Regions from separate parts of the Homo sapiens genome. Here region 1 is linked to region 2. The links are chromatin loops, found by intact Hi-C in ENCODE. Cell type or tissue: mammary epithelial cell. All regions are shown on one strand. Each heading gives the region's core, and the rest is flanking DNA. Links, peaks and the distances in the headings are about the cores only. Region 1 overlaps MALRD1 (MAM and LDL receptor class A domain containing 1). Region 2 overlaps MALRD1 (MAM and LDL receptor class A domain containing 1).

The links. Peaks named below come from ENCODE experiments on the same cell type or tissue, not always from the same donor. Only the 100,000 strongest peaks of a DNase experiment are listed, where the experiment ranks them.
Region 1: it touches region 2 in a loop (11-fold over the local background); 2 of 110 quality-filtered maps call a loop at or near these places.

Annotation. Positions count from the first base shown.
Region 1 is chr10:19,590,830-19,593,757 of GRCh38, forward strand. The region is part of intron 33 of MALRD1 (MAM and LDL receptor class A domain containing 1); the gene reads left to right. Among named protein-coding and RNA genes, the nearest start is that of MALRD1-AS1, 140 kb to the right of the region's middle. In mammary epithelial cell, for the core only: no CTCF peak of the experiment used is centred there; a DNase peak (open chromatin) is centred at 1,652.
Region 2 is chr10:19,541,012-19,543,939 of GRCh38, forward strand. The region is part of intron 32 of MALRD1 (MAM and LDL receptor class A domain containing 1); the gene reads left to right. Among named protein-coding and RNA genes, the nearest start is that of MALRD1-AS1, 190 kb to the right of the region's middle. In mammary epithelial cell, for the core only: no CTCF peak of the experiment used is centred there; no DNase peak of the experiment used is centred there.

The sequences.
Region 1 (2,928 bases), core at 211-2,710, 50 kb after region 2:
TTAACATTCTGCACCAGAGTGGAACATTTGTTACAATCAGTGAGATGAGCCTACTTTGGCACATTGTTGTCACCCAAAGTCCATAGTATACATTAAGTTTCACTCTTTGTGTTGAAAGTTCTGTGAACTTTGACAAACATATAATGACATGTATCCACCATTATAATATGACACATACAGTTAGTTTCACCGCCCTAAAAATCTCCTGTGCTCTACCTATTCATTCCTCCTTGCCCTACCTCCCACCCCATAATTCCTGGCAGATACTTTTCCTGTCTCCATAATTTTGCCTTTTCTAGAATGTCATATAGTCAAAATCAGACAGCATGTAGCCTTTTCACATTGGCTTCTTTCACTTAGTAACCTACATTTAAGGTAGTGCTGAGGTTTTTCAGAGTATTAAAAAGAGAACAATGAATGTTGTTCTTATTTTACAGAGTTAAAGGAATTGTATATTATTATCAGCTCCAATATCTAAAGAATAAATCAACTGCAAACTGCAAAATGAGATAAACTTTATGGTTGATTCCAACACACTTGAAATTTGCGATCCTCCTATGATAATTAGGTAAATCCATGGGTGAAACCCAAGAATAAATCCATTAACATTAACTTTCTTAACGGTGGCCACACTTACTTCTTTCTTTCCTTCCTTCCTTTTATTTTAGTTTTTTTTTTTTTTTTTTTTGACCAAGTTTTGCTCTTGTTGTCCAGGCTGGAGTGCAGTTGCACTATCTTGGCTCACTGCAACCTTCGCCTCCTCGGTTCAAGCGATAATCTTGCCTTAGCCTACTGAGTTGCTGGGATTACGGGCGTGTGCCACCACGCAGGCTAATTTTTGTATTTTTAGAAAAGACAGGGATTCACCGTGTTGACCAGGCTGGTCTTGAACTCCTCACCTCAGATGATCTGCCCACCTCAGCCTCCCAAACTGTTGGGATTACAGGCATGAGCCGCTATGCCCATCCGGCCACACTTCTTGAAGCATATATGTGGCAACTTGCATCCAAGTCAAAAGATAAAGATAGTACATCTTCCAGGAGTATTAGTTTTATTTGATTACTGAAAGGAAACCACTTATATCAAAAAGTATAGATTTATAGTAGAATACAGAATTTTCATTAGGTTAAAACAAGAGATAAAAGAAATACGGAGTGAATGAAGGACTGCCTCTTGGCTAAGAGACTACCTAGACTCTCTGTAGGAAGCAAAGTCATGTTCACCCTACATCAGAAATATTTCATTAGAAAATCTGAGGGGCAATTCAGAGGAGATTTAATTTAAACTAGATTCATTTTTATGTTTGGGGAGTGTTATAAGTCAGGTTCCCTGGGAAGCTGACTTTAAGGCAGACTCCAAATCAGAGATTTCTTAGAAATTCTCTCAGGAACATCCCTGCAAAGGAGGGGAGGAAACAGAACTGGACATCTGCCTGGTGGCAGGTGGGGTTTAGCTGTGATGCAGGTGCAATAAGAGGCTCAGCCGATACCACGGGGAGCTCTGGAGCTGCCATGGCTCTTCGTAGATGCCCTACATTGAGGCATAGGGCCTGGGCCATCTTATCTCCAACTCACCAGTCAATGAATGGAGCTGTTCCCAGGAGGAGGTGTAACTCTGGAGGGCAATTCCTGGGGCCTGACTCAACCATGAGCTGTCATCTGGCAACCTCCCAGGAGCTGGGGGAATGAACACCTTGATGTGGATGGAGAAAGCTGGGCAGTACAAGCCAGTATCTGTTATACGCAGGACAAGCCCAATGGCGACCTTGAAAAGAAGGGCCTAGAACAAGTGAGTTCTGAGTGCCATTCAGTAAAAAAAATTTCTGCTTTTAATGCAATGCCTACCTCCGAAAGGAGAAAATTTTATTTTTGCATATCCACTATAAGGAAAAATATAAAGACACACACACACACACACACACACACACACACACGCACGCACACACACACACACACACACACCATTCTGAATAGGAACTGGGAAACATAAAAGTCTTTGTTTTTGAATAGAGAACATTATTTTCCTCATTTTTTAAAAAGAAAAGGTTAATACTTAGCTAAGTCATAGATGTATTACTAAAGTTGGTTCTAGATTCTCGTTATATGCAAAGAATTTGCTAAATCTTTTCAACCTTTGGTGAGCTCATAAAGATGAAAGTTTTATGCATAAAATACTTAAAAAAAAAAAAAAAGAATTTCTGTACTTTAAGTGTGAGATTAATCTAATGGAAAGATTACAGAGAAACTATTTATTTGACCATGGTCCAGTACCAGAAGAGCTACATATAAAAGTATAAAGATTTAAATCCAATTTGCTTTCAAGGTTTGAATTTATAATTTGTACATTGGAACATTGCAATTTTATATGCTGCTGTGATCTCAGGCAGTTAGATTAAAACATGATAGCGATGTCTCCAAGTCATACATTTATCTCTCTCCTACTTAAATATACTTATTTCTACAAACATAGGCTCCCTAAGCACAGCCACATATATCTCAGATACATGGCTTTGGTCATAGGGTCAGAGTCTAAATACCTTCTAGATACATCTTCACTATTGGTTTAGTGAGGAGGGAGAGGGACTTTCACATCTCATTTTTTAAATGAATTTGCTATATCATCTTTACATATAACACAAATTATTCTCATACAACCCATAAATAAAAGTAGTTTAAAATGTCAAGAAAACAAACCATTCCTGTACTGGCCTCCATTGCTACTTGGCTCTATATTTTCCCTTAATATATTGATGAGTCCCTCGTTAACTAGCACAGAGACAATACAAAGTGTAAGAAGCATCCCACTAATCACCAATTAGTTCCGTTCTATATGTTCACATACATTCTCTGACCTTTAGAAACATGAGATAGTCAACACTCAACAGTCAGCCTCTGCTTTAAGTTTGACTTAATGTAGACCCAAACCTTT
Region 2 (2,928 bases), core at 138-2,637:
TAACATATGCTTAAGGCAATAGAAACATCAGGCCTTTTTATTGTATTTCTTTTATTATTGACATTGTAAAAATGCAATCTTATTATGAAAGTTATTGAGTGGCACTATCAGTATTCTGTCTCTAAATTTATTCATTTTCAAAGTATATTTTAACTAATTTTCTAGACTAACCGGTTCTCTTTCATTTCTGTTTATGCTGAACTTCATGGCCATTGTTTTTACAAGTGGTGTTAAACTGCTTATCAATGGTAGCTTTGGAGAAAAATATTAGATAGTATTTAAGAGACATATGCAATTATCCCCATGCATAAAACGTAGGGAGATGTGTGTAGAAGTTTTTAAGCATATTTAACAAATTTATAAAACCTAGATTATACCTTAAATCTGAGCATGTCTTACTATTTTCAGCAGAAACATGAAAAGTAATATTCTAGGGCAATAGCTCTTAATGTGTCACTCATCCTGGCACATTGAAATCATTTGTACAATATGACACGAGTAATGTGTTATAGCAGTAGTTAAAATGAAGCAAAGTATTTTTTTTCTCTTTGTAAGAATAGATTCAAGTTTCTCCTTCTATGGTATCAATGTCTTATATTTTAATCTAATATGTTTTACTGAATAACAGAAAAAGGCAAGGTTTGGTCTGGTGTGCCAGAGACACTTAGGATCCTGCGACAAGGTACACTTAGGAGTGTGTCAAGCATACAAACATAATCTATCACATAATAAGAATCACTGGCTCATATTAACACTTTAGCAAAGATGGGTGAATAGGTCTTGATAGCAATGAGACACTTTGAGAGCTGCGCCAGAGTAAACCTTGCTAAAATGTGCTATGTATCTTCCATTGTGAATAATAGAAAATATAAACCATAGGATGGCAAAAAACACTGGTATTAAGTTTGCTATTAAAATATAAATTAGGCAGGATGGGAAGGTCCTTTGCACAAAATGAAAAGGTCGACACTCAAGAGAAAGAGCTAATCTAATATGACCTTCAAAATAGACTTTCTTTTCACAATATAATAAAAGTAGAAAAATAAAAGTAAACTCAACTTGAAGAGTTATGCAACTAAAAATTAAAATCAAGTCACAGTTTTAAGACAGAGGCATGGGAATTTGCAAAAGAAGGTCTTTCTTACACCTGACTACAAACAGACTAGGTGCAAAGTCACCTTGAGAAAGAACCTAAATCAGCTTCACTTGGAAGTCTCGGTCTGAAGCTGAATATTATTTCTTTATAAAAACCATTTAATATACTTGAAGCTCAAGTAACTTTTCTTTTACATTTTTATTTCATGAAAGCCACCCATCTTTATTTTCCTTACAGAGTCTGGGTTTAATGCCTCATTTAGAAAGCCATTTTCTGTCATAAAATAACAAAATATTTTCATTTGTTTTAATAATTATATAATTTATAGTTTTAATAATTATATAATCCTGATTTCTAGTTTTAACTACTTAATCTAGTTATAATTCATTTTTGTTTATGAGTCGTGAGAGGTTAGAATCTCCTGATGTTTTTTTTCCAAATTGCAGTATAGTAGTTCCAATATCATTGATATAATTCTTTGTCCTCTCCTGTGGATTGGACATGCCTCCACTATCACATGTTAAATTTATATATATAGATGTAAATTTTCTTGAAATGTGTGAAAGAATGATAGCTTCTCAGTTGGATACAAAGATAGGTAGATAAATAGATGTTAGAAATACAGAGAGAAACCATAATCTTCTCTATCCTTATTGTTTTTGGCTTAATTTGTCCATGTAGGAAAAAGGTATTTTAAAAGCCTCCAGTACAATTATAAAAGTGTCTATTTGTCTTTTTGTTTTACCTGTCTTAGATTTTTATGTGTTGAAGTTATGTTGTTGAATGCCTAAAGATTCAAGACAGTTATGTCTGTTTGGGGAATTACAACTTTTATCAACAGTAAATAGCCCTCTTTGTAGTTTCCATGGAAATCCTGTATTATTTGTTAATAATATGGATGTTCTACTGTCTTCATTTTTTGTTGGATTCATATAAGAAAATAAAGGAACTTTTATCTGAGCCCTGCAAGAGTACTATTAATTATTACATCCAGGGAGACATTAAACTGAGACAGCAATCACACCCTACTCCCCTGGATTTTTCACAGCTCACTGCAGCCTTGCCTTCCCAGGCTCAAGCAATTCTCTGGCCTCAGCCTCTCAAGTAGCTGGGACTACAGATGTAAAAATCATGCCCAGCTGATTTTTCGTTTTTGTTTTATTTATCTTTTTTTGAGACAGGGCCTTGTACTGTCAGTCAGGCTGGAGTATAGTGGTGCAATCACAGCTCACTGCAGCCTTGGCTTCCCAGGCTCAAGCAATTCTCTGGCCTCAGCCTCTCAAGTAGCTGGGACTACAGATGTAAAAATCATGCCCAGCTGATTTCTTTTTTTTTTTTTTTTTTGAGAGAGAAATGGGGTCTCACTGTGTTTCCTAGGCTGGTCTCCAACTGCTGGACTCATGCTGTCCTCCTGCCTCAGAATCCCAAAGTGCTGAGATTACAGGTCTGAGCCACCATACTAGGCTTACTCCGCTTTTTGAGTTATGTAGTTATCTCTTCAAACTGCTTGTGATTGTCCCAACCATCTATAAATTAACCTAATAATGCCACACCAGACACTGTAACCCAAACTCTGTAGCTTAACAATGCATAGCCAATCACTAATCCACGTTATTTCTGCAAACCAATGGAGAATTCTTGGCAAACAACTTTGTATCAACTTACTCCCTATCCCTGTTTTTGCCTTTACAAATCAACTTGTAAATGCTGCTAAATGAAGTGTATATTCAGGGCAACTGGAGTCTATGCTCCTGGGTTTCCATCCTCAAGCCTGGCCCAAATAAACTCTCTACTTAACGTTAATTTCTCCTCACCTTCTTCTTGTTAAATCA